2 separate regions of the Mus musculus genome follow, and region 2 is linked to region 1. The links are chromatin loops, found by intact Hi-C in ENCODE. Cell type or tissue: left cerebral cortex. All regions are shown on one strand.

Region 1 (8,000 bases):
CAAAAGGATATGGAGGTCAGTGCGTGTGAACTGTCCCAGATAATTTAAAGTGACTTAAGATGGCTTTCCTCAGTTTCTCCTGCTTAAATAGCAAGTTCTGAGTTTGATGCTGCCGGCCCAACACCCTTTCAAGTTGTGTGAATGGTTTTTCTAGGTCTTTTGTTCACATGTTTGATGTTATCTTTTGTAGAATTTTCTAGGGGCTCCAGGCTGACCACAGAAAACAACCACTTCAGGTCAAACACTGGCCACAACCTAGTATTTTCAGCCCACTTCCGATTACTCTGGGTTGCTCCCAGTCAGTCAAGGTGTTGTGTTATTTCCCAACAGTGCCCCTGTTTAGCCTGTTGTCAAGTCTCACCCATATCAGCATGAGCTGTTCATTCCTCAGAAAAGTTCTCCCTCGGAGCCACTGTGAGAGAAAATAAAGTACCCTAGGGCCCATGTTCCAGTCACCCAAACTGTACAAGGCAAGAATAGAGCTTCACTGTTGAAACTCGTACTTACTTACATTTCCACTGATAGAAACCCTGGTCAAGAAGATGTGTGTTCAGCTGTGGCAGGCAGAAGCCCACAGATCACCACTAGATCCTCCCAACAGGAAATGGCCAGGCGCTGATAGAGACACTTTTGGAGATTGTCTGAACAGTAACCCAGACTCATCCAGAGAACCTCAAACTTCCCAAAGCAGTTGCAGCCAGATACCATGGAGAGGCGATTGAGTGGTGTCTGATAAAGCCAAGGATGGGCTGTCGGGTGAGAAGCACTTGGGGTTGCTGGCAGGGCTGCTAGCAGGCTTTAACAGGATCTGGATCTTGGGATCCAAGCAAGAGAATCCCCATGGCCATAGGCAGAGGGGGAAGAGAGCTACTGGAAACTCCTTCCTTACTCCTCAGAAGACTGCGAGCCAATGTGAAGGCTCTTGTCCCTCAGCTCAGGAGAATCCATTATAAACAACAAAGATGGCTTCATCAAAGAAGGGAGCAGGCTGGGAACACCACAGGAGACAGGACCAGAGCCCAGGAGGAGTCCTAGGAGACTGGGGCAGCGTAAAGAGTGATCATTTCAAAACAGCCCAGCTTCTACTACACCCCAGAAGCTCACCGAGTCTCCAGCAAAGTAAGTGATTGGCATGCCCTGCCCTGACACACACACTCACTCACACTAAAAATGAATTAAAGGGAAATAGTGGAATTCAAAGACATGGAGACAAAAAGGTCTATGACACCAAGTCAAAAGAAGTAGAGCATAGATAGGAATGTAAGCAAAACAGACGAAATGTGTGAAGCAATGATGGCCAGAAACCTTCCAGGTTAATGGAAAGAAAGCCGTGGTGGGATCTACAGGCAGCAGGGAGAACAACCCAGAAGAATGAAGATCACTCCAGGTGGGCTTCATGGGAGCAAGAACAGTGGCCTATAATGTCGGAATTCCTATAAGAATGGCTTCCAATCTCAATCTACATCCAATGGGATTTTCATTCAAGATTAAAAACAATAACAATCCTTACACACACACACACACAACAACAACAAAACTCTTCATTGCCCAGGAGAAGAGGAGAGGGTGGTGGTGGTGATGATAGTAGTAGTTTAGAAAGAAGAAAATGCCAGAGGTAGATTACAGTGATGGCTCTAACGCAATAACTGTACAGTGTTTATGCAGTGATGGCTATGTAATAACTGTACAGTGTTTAAACAGTGATAGCTATGTAATAACTGTACAGTGTTTATACAGTGATGGCTCTAACGCAATAACTGTACAGTGTTTATACAGTGATGGCTATGTAATAACTGTACAGTGTTTATACAGTGATGGCTATGTAATAACTGTACAGTGTTTATACAGTGATGGCTATGTAATAACTGTACAGTGTTTATACAGTGATGGCTATGTAATAACTGTACAGTGTTTATATAGTGATGGCTATGTAATAACTGTACAGTGTTTATGCAGTGATGGCTATGTAATAACTGTACAGTGTTTATGCAGTGATGGCTATGTAATAACTACAGTGTTTATACAGTGATGGCTATGTAATAACTGTACAATGTCTAGATAAGGGATGCTAAGCTGAGCTATGGACACAGGATGAGGTTGATGCATATTCATAGGAAAATGAGTCCTGTGGTGGTGTTTAAGGGTGTGTTGGGATTCTTTCTAAACATACATGTTAAGCCTCCAGACAATCACTGGAAAATACTCGCTTATAGAGGCTGAAAAGATGCCGCACTTCCTGCTCTTCAGCAGGTCCCAGTGCATTGCCAGCATCCATGCTGGGTGCCTCGGTGGCTCACTGAGAGCTGGTAAGTCCAGCTCCAGGGGATCTAACACCATCTTCTGACCTCCACAGGCACCTACAGACCAGTGCACGTACACACATGCATGCACTGACACAGATGCACATAACATTTTTAAATTAAAAAAATAAAGTAAATTCAAAGGATATGCAGAGAGCAGAGCACTTGGGGTTCCACCTTACCTCCGGAGTTGCTGAGCCCCTTCCTGGTCCCCAGCAGGGATCTCTTTCCACCCTCCACACCCTCCTCACTGCTGATAGCTGAGCACTAGCTGTGTCCCCTACTTTCTACCTGTCTTAAATATGCCCTCTTTCTTCACAGCTGGTTGCTCCATATTCATGTGTATTTTAAATGACAAAGATCAGAAGAGAAAGCCAATCTGTTTACTGTCACTATCTTGTTCCAAGCTGGTGGGTACCTTAAATTACACATGTCACCTCTTAGCCTGAAGGACACATGCCTCTGCTTGGGGGAGGGGGAGATTGCCTGTAGACAAACCTCTTGTGACTTTGTTCATTCACCCAAGGTGACTCGCTCACTTTTCATACACGTTCAGTGACTGTTTGGCTACCTAGCACTGTTGCCTTATTGCTGCAGACCATAAAATTAACCTCTATATATCTTTTCTTTTAATCCACACAGCTCTATAAAGGAAGTATTTTTCTTCCTCTATTTTATAGATGTGAAAATTGAGCGATAGACAGCTATAACTACCGGGGGTCAGACACTAGGTGGCAGCTCTAGAACATACTAAGGCAGCAGATGGGCGATTGGTAAGGCTTCTTCGGAGATGGCCCCTCAGCCAACACCAAAGCTCTTAAAACAACAATTCACTATAATTAATAATTGTGCAAATATGTGTGCTAGCCCTCCCCTGGCGTGAGAGGTGTAGAACCCGGGGCTTCGGTCTAATAGTCTGCATATTAGGAAAGCCCACTCAGTGGTCTGTGCGCACGGAGTTGCTAGAACCCTGTAGTTGAAGAAGTTGGAATAAATACAACAGGGTAGGACTCAGGCTCAGAAACTGTCCCATGCCCTCGTTCCTCAACACTCTCCCATGACAATCGTCCTCTGGTTCTCAGTCAGCCTCAGACATCGATTGCTACCAGCCCTCTCCTACAGACCCAGACCTGTTCGGAGGTGAGGTTCCCAGTGCTGACTGGCCACGTTAGTATTTCCAAGATGTATAATCCCTGGCCTTCATGACACCCTGACCCCCAAACAAACAAATCACGAGAGCATTCATGTCCATTTAGCAAAAAGCCTGATGCTCTGACAGGTAGAGAGCAAGACAGGAAAGTCGGGACAGGATGTGGCTAAGGAAATGTCACCATGCTGCTATACACGGTGCTTCCCATAATGCACTGGTGTTCTGTCATCATCTTCCTGTCTCTCTGGGGTCTGTTCCTGGAAAGGCACCTCAATTTAATGCAAGGGGATGGCTTTCCCAAACCTCGGCCATTTGCTTCACAGGAAATAGTGAGGCCTTCAAGTTCCCTTTCTTTGATTTGTGCATTTCACATTTGTTATAGCAGAAACCCATGTTCAGACAAAGCTGTGCAGAGTGGAACAGAAGAGAGACCAACGGCTAATGTGAGCACACCATGCCTTGTCTGTCCAGGGGAGTTGCAGGCAGTTCATGCCCAGCCGTAATTAGCCCTTCACTTGATTGGCACCTCTGGAGGCATACTGTGACAAGGCTTGTCACCCTCTGGCCTCAGTTTTCTTTGCGTTCGGAGTTCCCACCGGTCTTTGGAGTCTCAGGGGAAACATCACTGAAGCCTAATGAAGGCTCACAGCTCAGGAGCTGACCATGCCAAACAGGATACAATTGACCTTCATTAGGAACAAAGGAAGAAAGAAACGAGTAATATTAATAGTATCCATTTGCATAATTGCCTGATTGAAACATTTCTGTCTGGGGATGAATAAACTCACTTCTCAGTCTAGCCTATGCTACCTAGCAAGGGTTAGTTGACCACCCTCATTTATTTTAATTAAAATCCCACTTGGGCCAATTACTCAGGAATATACCCTTTCTCCCCAAAGCCTGTCTAATCATTAGAGGGCATTGTCCCACAGCTTGGCTGAATGTCCCCTCAGCGGTCAGTGACACCAATAGATGCTGGTGACAGGCGATTTAAGTAATGGAGAATGACTACAGACCACTGTTTGCTTTTCTCTATGGGAGCAAATTCTATGTAAGTTAATATAAACTGCCGAAATAAAGAGCAAATTTGAAATGAGACAAAATCACGGTTTCATAAATAAATAAATGTATACACACATATTTATCCTGTTATTGAGTGATGCAGGATTTGATCCTATTACGTTCAAAGAGTCTCCTCTTTTATCCCAAAGGTAATGGTGATAACAGCCCCAAGATTACTAAGGGTTTGTAAGCCCTCCTGGCTGACTACCACTAACGCTGAAAACTTGAAACTACTCCTGCATATGTTTCAAAGAAACTGGGGGAGGTGGAGAGAACCCAAAAACCTGCTGATATCCATTTGCCCAAATCTGTTTGTTATAGTTTTGAGATGACAGCCTTCACGCTTTGGGAAAGGAATTATCCAGATTCTCTTTATCTAAATGGAATAATAATTAGTTGTCTCTAATTAGCTTCCTAATTGGCTACTTGTGGGGCTTGCTGAATTGATGGCTCATTGGCTCCTGTGTCCTGTAGCTTTTCATCCAGAGAAGGAAGCCACGGGAGCCACTTCCATAGCCTACTCTGTGGCCTGAGAAAATTCCTCCTTGATCTGAACCTGCGCAGAGAGAGCCGGGGGCGTTAATCCCTTTACGAGGCTAAAGTAAAAGGCAATGGTGTGAAAATTATCTAAACTCAGTATTAGTCCCCCTTGGCGCTGATGTGCAGTTGGTTGATTTTTATTGGTATTTTATAAATGTGTGAAGAATTTTTCTATTTGATAGTCTCACATAGTACAAGAGGAGATTGCCAGGAAAAGATAAGGTTAAGGAGGCTGGAAAGATGGTTCAGTTGGGAAAGTGTTTGCCACGCAAGCCTGACAGCCTACGCTCTGCTCCTCAACCCCCATAGAAGTCCAGGCACAGTGGTGTGCTTATAATCCTCACAAACGGGGAAGACAGAAGCAGGAGGGCACCTGATCCTTGGGGCTCACTGCTCGCTGAGTCTTAACTGCTAAGCCAGAAGTTCAATAAGAAAATCTCATCTCAGAAACAAGGTAGAGAGTGATTGAGAAGGATGCCAAATATTGGCCTCTGGCCTACACAAACACACACATACATACACACCCCTATACACATACACATACACACTATACACACAGAAGAACTTTAAAAATACTTATAAGTATGCCATGGTACTATTTAACTTTCTTTTGATATAGAATCTCACTGTAGCCCAGGCTGGCCTTGAATTCACTCCATAAGTAAGGCTGGTATTGAACTCAATACCAGATCCACACTGGCCTCAAATTTAGCAATCCTGCTCCAGTATGCTGGGATTACACGAATGCAGTACTGTGCCCAGCTGCCTGCTCTTCTACCATAGTTTGTCTTTCTTCTTGCCTTTCTGTTTGAAGACAAATGATTTCACTACACTCAGATTAGATTATCTTAGATTATGTAAATAGTAACTATGCACTGTATACCTTAAAAGGCCATAAGAAAGGACTTTTTAATGTCAGCTCACACATTCATGTTTACAGGCCCAGTGAGATGAAACATTGGACCAGCGTGTCTTCACTCACCATTGAGCACGTCCATCCTGCAGAAGAGAGGAGGAGCCACTATGGGGAGACAGGAGGCAGGCTGAACACTCTCAGTAAGACTAGGAAGAAATGACTAGCTAGTCCAGTGTGTTGGAGCTTAAACAGAGTGGGGCGGGAACAAACAATGAGGTTTAAATGCAGACATGAAGCATTCAGCAAATACAAAACCAGGGTTGTGGTATCAGAACTGAGCTTTCTGGAAGATTAAGAACTGGAGCTTGTCTGGGAACCCAGATCACACCCCATGGTTGTCGCACATCTACTTGGCTGGGGTGGGCTGGTCCGAGCCTGGTGAGCATGCAATGGGAAAGGATAGGACGCTTAACTAGTAAGGGCAAGAGATAGACATTTACCTTATAATACAAAGCTGGAACGGCTAAGAGTCGGAAGGAAAATGGTGTGACCCTGGAGTGGTGACCCTGGAGAATCCATAGGAGAAATGAAAATGGAGGGCAGGACATTGGGAGTGTCAGCAGTGTCAGAGAAGGCTTTTGGAGAGGGTTAGATACCATCATGAAGGGGAAGCCGGAAGAGGAACTCAAGTCTGAACATGAAGGCAGGAACTGAAGCAGAGGCCAGGGAGGAGCCCTGTTTCCTGGCTTGCTCCCGTGGCTTGCAGCTAACTTTCATATACACTCCAGGACTATCTGCCTAGGGGTGGCATCACCCACAGTGGGCTGAGCTCTCCTACTCAATCAGCAATCAGGATAAAGCCCCCAGGCTTGCCTACCAGCCAATCCGATGAAGCCATGTCCTCAGTGAGAGTCCCTCCTCCCACATGACTCTAGCCTGTGTCAAGTCGACAGAAAACTAAGTAGCACGATGCGCATCTGTTGTGTTTTATAAAAAAGAGAAAGAAGCCGGGGATCTGTTTGGTAGAGGCACGGTGTGGTGGGGGGGAGGGGGTGCCTCTGCGGGCCCACTCTGATGCATCCCTTCTCCCTGAGGTACTAGCTATATGACAGATATAATATAGAAATAGTGTTTATTTATTATTTAGGGCATTGGGAAGAGAGTTGAGGAAGTAGTAGAGATGAGAGAGAGAGAGAGAGAGAGAGAGAGAGAGAGAGAGAGAGAGAGAGAGAGAGGCTGGCCATGAACACGTGAAGAAAGAGGGTGAGGGGAATGGGGGAAGAAGAGAGGAAGAGAGTGAGGAGGGGCAAGCAGCCCCTTTTATAGTGAGTCAGGCACACCTGGCTGTTGCCAGGTAACTGTGAGGAGGAGCCTAGAAAGAATGCTGACAGCATCGACCTGCTTGCACACTCAGGACACCTCATTCTCATTCGCACTGGGGCCCCGGTCTCCCCCTCAGCCTCTGCCAGGGCCCTGCTTCTCCATCCCCTCTTTTTTCCTCTTTTTGTGTGGATCATGCTGGTACATGAAACATCTCATCTGCCTCCTTCTAAAAGGTTCTCTGTGGAAACCTGCTAGAGACAGTGGTTTTCAGCCTTCCTAATGCTGTGACCCTTTAGTTCCTCCTGTTGTGGTGACCCCCCCCACCCATAAAATTATTTTTGTTGTTACTTCATAACTGTAATTTAGCTATTGCTATGAACTGTGATGTAAACATCTATGTTTTTCAACCCTCTTAGGATGCCCCTTATGAAAGGGTCAGTCAACCCCAAAGGGGCTGCGACCCACAGGTTGAGAACCACTCTACTAGGCGGATGCTTGGAGCCAACCATCAGGCTGAGCTCAGGGAACTTGGTGGGGGCACTGGCAGAAGGACTGGAGGAGCGGAGGGCGATTGCAACACCATTGGAAGAACAGCCTAGGTTGGCCTGAAGACCCAGTTCTCCCAGAGACTACACCACCAACCAAGAAGTGTGTACCTGAAGGGACCTTTGGCTCCAGATACATATGTAGCAGAGAATGGCCTTGCCCAACAGCAACGGGAAGGGAGACCCTTGGTCCCCAGGGAGGTTTGATGCTCCAGAGTAGGGAG
Region 2 (8,000 bases), 230 kb after region 1:
CGACTAGCTTCATGGAAGAAGGAACGTTAGCAATTGAGATGGGCTAAAAGCTAGCCTCATTCGCTCTGCAGTGAGCGGAGCTCTGAATGCCAAGAGATTCCTGGAAGAATTGAGAAGTGCTGCTCCAGGGAGCACACAGACAAACAGGCTCACGGCTGACACAGAGAACAGTGGTCCTTCCAGGTCAAGCCAGCCACCCCACTCCCTTCAAACAAAACCTAAGCAGGTCAGGGCCCTCGATCTTCAGTTCTTAGAAAAAATGAGAGGCAAGGAAAGGTATTGGAAGGTGGTTCTTAAACAGTGTCACACCATGGGCTGGAGGTGTGGCTAAACGTGGGCAGCTTCACACCATGGGCTGGGGGTGTGGCTAAACGTGGGCAGCTTTGCACCATGGGCTGGGGGTGTGGCTTAAAGGTGGGCAGCTTCACACCATGGGCTGGGGGTGTGGCTAAACGTGGGCAGCTTTGCACCATGGGCTGGGGGTGTGGCTTAAAGGTGGGCAGCTTCACACCATGGGCTGGGGGTGTGGCTAAACATGGGCAGCTTCACACCATGGGCTGGGGGTGTGGCTAAACGTGCACAGCTTTGCACCATGGGCTGGGGGTGTGGCTTAAAGGTGGGCCATGTCTACCTTCGGCCAGGATCTGGCCTGAACGAAGAAAAGAACCAAGTCAGCTGAGAGCATCGCATCCCTGACTGCAGATGTAACACGTCTTCCTCCCTCACACGTGTGACGCCAGGATTCCTCTGCCATTATTATATCCTCAGGCCATGAGCCAGAGTATAAACGCTCTCACCTTTGAGCTGGTGTTTTCTTACAGAACAGGGAAGGTAGCAAGGATAACCACTTCAATGAACTGAATCTGGAAATTCCTCACAGGCACGTGCAGAGATTGTCCCTTCAGTGACTCTAGATCCTGTCAAGTTGACTGTCAATACTAACCACATTCAATGATCTAACTAACAGTCTGGATTTTAAAGATATGTGGGAGGAGGGGGAGACAGAATGGTACATACAGCAAACAGACAATTCATTTTCTTCTCACGTATACCTGAGATAGTTATACAAACTGAACAAGCAACCAGGAAACTATCAACAATTTCCAAAAAATTTGCCATTTAGACCAAAATATTCTATTTTTAATGCAACTTAATTAGAAGAAGATAAAGTGTGTGAAGAAATGTCCCCTAGAAGACTAGAAACATATTTCTAAATAATTCACAAACACAGAAATTGAAAGGGTCATTATAAATATTCAGAATTAAAACAAATAAAAGCACTATGTAAAACTTGTGGGAATTTTAAAAAGGAACTTGCAGGGGAAGTTATAGCTCTATGAACTTGTTAAAAGCTAGAGAGAGTAGCAATAAGCATGCCGAGGACTGAATTCATGGAATTAGAATCAAGGGCAATGAGAACGGCCGGAGGAGGAACAAGGGGACAGCAAGGCTTACTGACATCACTACATTGTCACATCTGCTCTCGACCAGCAAGAACGACACGACCACCAGGTCTTCTAACAGCAGTTTATTCAGCAAGCTTCAATCGTTATCTCTCTCGCTTCATCTTTTTCTCTCTCGAACCCCGGGTCTCTCTCTCATATATACTCTCAGCCCCCAGCCACTCACAGCAGGCCACGTCACCTCACCAGGCATGCAGCTTCAGCCAATCAGGGCGGCAGGGGCACGTCTCCACCAAATATGGACTTGTTTATACCGCCAGCATCATGGTGCACCTGTGGCTTATTTTCAGGTGTATGAGGAAGTCAGGTGCAAGTCATGAGACTTGGCTGCAGTTCCGGGCGCCATCTTGGGGCTGCTGCCACACCCGCTCCTCACACTACATAACTACTCTCGTTCACCTGATGTATCTTGTAATCTATATGAAGGTGGATCACAATAAAAGTATATACTGAAAAGTCGAGAGCAACCATGAGCACTCTTTTAAGAGGAGTTATAACTTACTCTACATAGGGGAGATATAAATTCAGAAAAAAAAAACTGTCCTAAAGGAAGACAGAAAATACATGTATGTATATGTATATGCGTATGTGTATATGTATATATGTATGTGTGTATATGCACATGTGTATATGCATGCATTTAAAAACCAGGAAACATTCAGACCCCCTAGCACCAAGAATGTAGGTTAGCGGTTCAGTGACCCTGTTCCAGGACCTGGCCGACCACAAAAGTTAGATTAAAATCTTAAGAACAATCTTGAGAAGCAGGGAGTTTCCCCTTGTGACTTTTCACTGGTATTTTCAGCATTTTCCAATAACGCTCCCCCTACCACCTTGGGTTGTGGGTTTTTCCTTTAAATACCCCCTTTCTCAGCTACTTGGGGCCAAAGTCCTCTACCCTGTGTGGGATATGAGTCGACCCCAGCGTGCTGGTTCCTGTCAATAAATCTTGTGCAATTGCAGCAAGGACGGTCTCTCGTGAGTTCCTTGGACGCGGGGGGGGGGGGGGGTTACGTCATCCTGAGACTTGAGTGAGGGTCTCCCCTCTCCAGGGGTATTTCAGTATGAATGTGTGTATGTATGTGTAGATATGCATGTATGTATGTGTGTATATGCGTGTATATATATGTATACACATACACTAAGAACATATGGAACAAATAGGGGGAAAAGGCAAGATAAATTGTACTAGCACTATATTGATAATTACATTAAAATGGCCATAGTTCTTGCTTTAAAAGGCAAAGACTATCCAATTAGATGAACCGAACAGAACACATACGTGGGGGTTTCGCTAAACTCAAAGTGAAATCAAAAGAAGAAAGATGAAAATGTGTAAACCACCCAAAGCCAACTGAAGTAAGAAAACGGATGTTGGTGTGGGGTGCAAATCAGCAGAAGTGTGCTAAACAGATTAATCTCATACAGCTGAAATGGCTATGCAAATTCCAGACAAAGTGGACTTCATAGAGAGGGGCACTGCCAGACAGAAGCAGCACACTAAACCATAGTAAAAGATTTAGTAATGTAGGTGCTCAGAGCAACAGAACTGCAAAATAAATGAAGCAGAAAATAAAACAAGTCAAGCCGAAAGGTGACGACCACCGCCACTGAAAGGTGACGACCACCGCCACTGAAAGGTGACGACCACCACCACTGAAAGGTGACCACCACCACAACCCCCAGTATCATTGAGCTTTTGACTCCCCAGTCAATAACCAACAGAACAAGTAGAAGTCGAATTAGTGAGAATATAGAAGAGTTTAAAACAGATACCTATTACCTGGAGAGGTGGCTCAGAGGCTAAGAGCACTGCCTGTTCTTGCTGAGGACCCAGGTTCAATTCCCAGCACCTCCTTGGTGGCTCACAGCCCTCTGTAACTCCAGTCCTCCACAAGGGTTGCACACACATGGCCCTCAGAGTAGTCTGCTGAGTGACAAACTGTCTGTATAAAATGGAGCCATCGGGCTGGTGAGATGGCTCAGTAAGTAAGAGCACCCGACTGCTCTTCCGAAGGTCCGGAGTTCAAATCCCAGCAACCACATGGTGGCTCACAACCATCCTAACGAGATCTGACTCCCTCTTCTGGAGTGTCTGAAGACTGCTACAGTGTACTTACATATAAATAAATAAATCTTTAAAAAAATAAAATAAAAAAAAATAAAATGGAGCCATCAAGCTCATTCTGTGTGTGGTTTGTATGCATCAACAGACATGTATGTTCACAGATATGACATAAAAGAGGCACTCAGTGGTGATGCCCACATTGCTCCTTCTTCGCCTAGGAAGGGCTCCAGGATCCTAGGAAATCCCAAAGGGCTGCTGCTGGGTTCAAAAGCAGACGAATGGAGACAACCGTGAGCACAGAGTGGGCTTGAACTTGAACTATAGCGACCTTGTGTCAAAACATGGGAAGGCTTAGGTGACAGTCCTATAGGTAAAGCCTTCTGCAAGCATGAGGGCTGTAGTTGGGCTCTCCAGAACATGCACACATGTGAGTGGGTACAGCCAGACTGGGACAGGCAGTGGCTGGGGCTAGACTGGCCAGGCAGGCAGCTCTGGAGACAGTGGTGGGGAACAAGAGAGGTCACTAGCCATGGACCTCACACCTCCACACCCGTGCACGCACACATGAACCTGCACATGTGACCGTGATGACCATGCTCACAGAAAAGCAGATTCCTGTGAGGCGGGGCTCCTGGGGAACTGCTGAAGCTTGCTGGAAGCTGTGTTAACAGTTAGCAGTTTTCTTGGGCTTTCTTCTTGGGGAGGGGCTCTAGGAGGGTGGGGCACCTGTGAGCTGCAGACAACCCTACAGGGGGTCTAGGCCCGCTGTGCCTTGCCCCTGGAGCTACAGTGAAGGCAGCTAGATGCTAACTGGCTGGGCCATCCTGCTGGTGACTGTCAGGTGCTGTTTTGGCTACTGTGCACCAGGGTGTTTCTCTGGGTTGTGGCCACCCTGAGAGGAATAGAGGAGCAGGATTCCAGTGCTGGAGAACGCCAAGAGCTCAGTGCATAAAGAACAAAACAAAACAAGTGAATGACAGCAACAAATGTAAAAAACAAACCAACAAGAGCCAGCCCCTTTGCTATGTGAAGGACTGTTGGAAAAAGAGTGAAGACAGGCCCACTGTACTGGAATCCCAAAGAACTTTCCACACACCAAGAACATGTGGAAGCCAAAGAAGAGATGGAAGTCCAGGGTGGTGGACAGCACAAAAAGCCACAGTTGAAATCCTGAAGGTGATGAGGGAATGGGGAGTGGGCTGGCAAGGAAGTCTGGGCCTGAGACAGCTCAGGCAGGCAGGGGAAATCTTGGGGACATGAGAAGTTCTTGGCTCTGGAATCAGAGAAGGTTTTTGCAGAGAGAAGCTAGAATTTCAGCTTAATTAACAACTACTTGTTAATTCTCCCTTCCCAGACAGGAGCCTAGTCACCAGCAATTTCAGCAGAAATCCCATCTAGAGGAATTCTAACCCCCCACCACCCCACCCTGCCAACACACACACACACACACACACTCACCTAGTGGCTCCTGGTTTCAGCTTATCAGACTATGACTTCATCCACAGCATCTCTGGAGACAGCTCTTATATGGCTCCTACCCAGGTTTCTTAGCAACCTTTTGAGCTATCTTAGGAGTCTCCAAAAGGCTATATACGGTATAAAGACTACAGCTTACCTTCAGAGAAGCCATCCAGTGAGACCCTCTGACATTTCCCTATGTTCTTGGGAGCATGCCCCTCCTACTTGGGTGTGCCTTTCTTCTGAACAAATGCTTTTCTTAACCCTATTTAAAATGTCTTTAATGAAATCACTAACCCTGTTGACTAAACTGGCTAATACTCTTTTTAGGGTCAAAGCTCTGAGCTCCTATTGGTCCGAGTCAAAGTCTATTAAGTCTTCAGGCCAGAGGGTGGGAGCATGGAACTGTCTCATCCACTGGCCACTGAGAAGCCTAGGACCTTAGAGGGCTGTTCCAACAGTGTCCAGTGTCTGACAGACAGAAGGACCACACACTGGAAGACACAGACCTAGTCAGTAAGGACATCCAAGTGAATAAGAAGGGTCTCACCTGCAGAGAGGTTCCTCCAAGGTTCTTCTTTACCTATGTTCCCCAGCTCTTTCTTCTCCCAGGACCCAGCTGTGCCTGCAGAGAAGTTTTGCTCAAATGAGAGAACTTCACTTCACTATCTGCACCACAAATATTAGTTTCCTCCCAGAAAAGAGGCAGAGTTGTTCCCTCACCTACAAATAAAAGGCAATTTTCTCTGCGAGGGAAAACAAAACAAAAACAAAACAAACAAAACACCGGGAAAACAAGGCAAGGCAAAGGTGTCTGGCTTGTTCAGCTGCTGTAAGGTAAACAACAGCATTCAATAGCAGGTGTTGAATACCTAATAGCCCAAGGACGGCAAGAGTGCCATAAGCACGCAGAATACACACACGCACACACACTCACACACATGCACACACAAGCACACTAAGGACCAGGACCACCACGCAGTAGGTACTCAGCAGAGGCTTACTGACTTCAGGAAGGGTGAGTGCTGAAAAGACTGTAATGTCTCAGGAAGGGTGAGTGTGGGTGAAAAGACTGTAATGGCTCAGAAGCATGCATCACACAAAAGAGGCAAAGAGTTAGGAATGTGTTGTTTATAAACTTTTTATTTAAAAAATAAAATTATAAACAAAATACAGAAAAATATTGACACCTGTGTAGCATTAAAATGACTTTTCATCTTTAGGGTAATTTGCTGTTTTGAGAGAATAAAATCCTATGTTTTATAAGGACATTTTATTGGGCAAAGGAGGAATTTGCTATCTCATTAGTAGTGGGTACTTGGCATAGGTAAGACTTAATACATACATTCAACACTTCACAGCATATTCAAGTCTCCTTTCCACCTTCTATACCAACAGTGTACCTCACCAATCCCTAAGATTATTGAGTGCAATATATCATTAGAAAACAATCCTGTTCTTCCTAGGTCAACTGTATTTTCACTACTTAAATACATTCCACAGCAGTCTCTCCCCTGTTGGAGCCAAGCCTCTTCTAGACAATTAAATATGAAGCAACGGCCAGTCGTGAGGTGCCCCCTCCCTCCTCCATGAGGACAGCCAGTCCTGAGGCATCCTCCGCTCCTGGGTGCGGACACCTCTGAGAAGTTCCTGAGAGCACTCAGGCAATTCTACAGACCCACACCGTAAACCTTCCTTTAAAAGATGGTCTAACACACTACCCATCCAGCTAACAAACACATCACCCATCCAGCTAACAAAGTCCTCACTTCAAGCAGAAGACACTGAGAAAGCTGCAGTCATTCTCTGAAAATACACACAAGTTTCCTCCATTTACAAATCAGCTATGGACTCATTAGCAATTGGATTCCTGCTTGGTTTTCAAAGCCACAGGAGCTTCCTACCCTAGACTCTTGATAAGCTTTCCATTTCATTTTTAATTATACTTTTATTAAAAATCAACACAAATTACAAATAACTCCCATAACTGAAGGTACCAGAATCCATGGGGCCTGTCTGTGTAGACTGGACAAACAAAATGTCAAGATCAGAAATTCTCAACTCTCCCAGATGTGCACACAAGCTATCCAGCCGCATCCCTGCTCCTCAGTACCCCACCCCACGCCGGGCCTCTGGGCTGAGAAGAGGGTGACACACAATGGAGACACATGAATTTCACTCGGTTGAGCCAGTTGAGCCGCTGTCTTCAAGTTGTAACTTCTCCGGTACATGAGGGCTGGCAGTTGGCAGCAGGCTGCTGAGATGACATGACCTCTAAGTCGGAGTCACGAACAAACACCACCGCGTCCCCACTGACATTTATGAGACACTGTGCCTGTGGAAACAGCAGACAGAAGCTCAGACGCATGCAGGCGAGGGGACCACATGCCTGCTGTACACGGCTCTGGGAGAAAAGCGAATCCGGCAGAGCCAGTCAGGCACAGGATTAAAAACGATCTAGCAAGAGTGGAGAAAAGAAATCCAGAAAGCCCAGTGATCCATGACAAGATAGTTAAGCCTGCTCTTAATCAGAGACCTATAAGGTGACAATAAGAGGCCATGCCTTATGATTGGAAGGTGGTGAAAGCTGGATGTTGCTAAAGCAACAAATCCCATGTTCTGGAGAAGGGTGATCTGTCAGTGTCTTTCAGAGCAGAGTCTGCCCTTCCCCTAGAGAATAGTGGACAGGACTTTTTACTGCATCATCTTTATAAAAGGAAAATACCCAAAACAATAGAAATACGTTCTAGAAGAAAGGGAAAATATAGATTAGCTATGCTCGAAATACTAAACAGAAGTGAACATTATATAAAATCCTGGCAGTATGGCTGTGCCAGGCAGGCTCCATGCTGGAGACAGAAGTGTGGTGTGGAGAAGCAGGAGCACAGGGCTTCCCTGACACAAAGCAAGGCAGAGCTGAGTCATCTCAGGAAACGCGCACTTTCCACAGCGTAAGGCCCTGAGACACTGCACCCTTAGAGGACAGGGCCTCCCATCTCCGTAACTCTGTC

The links. A loop is a pair of places that touch in the nucleus more often than their neighbours do. Peaks named below come from ENCODE experiments on the same cell type or tissue, not always from the same donor. Only the 100,000 strongest peaks of a DNase experiment are listed, where the experiment ranks them.
Region 2: it touches region 1 in a loop (3-fold over the local background); 4 of 42 quality-filtered maps call a loop at or near these places.

Annotation. Positions count from the first base shown.
Region 1 is chr6:142,776,501-142,784,500 of GRCm38, forward strand. It overlaps Gm46981 (a long non-coding RNA gene), which reads left to right and starts at 7,205. Exons shown (of 3, transcript XR_001785407.2): 1 at 7,205-7,879. In left cerebral cortex, a CTCF peak has its summit at 3,034 (motif pointing right); a DNase peak (open chromatin) is centred at 3,045.
Region 2 is chr6:143,004,813-143,012,812 of GRCm38, forward strand. It overlaps C2cd5 (C2 calcium-dependent domain containing 5), which reads right to left. Exons shown (of 29, transcript NM_001362113.1): 29 at 6,108-7,324. The coding sequence ends at 7,196. Among named protein-coding and RNA genes, the nearest start is that of St8sia1, 44 kb to the left of the region's middle. In left cerebral cortex, no CTCF peak of the experiment used is centred here; DNase peaks (open chromatin) are centred at 4,999, 7,395 and 7,820; H3K27ac peaks cover 538 bases.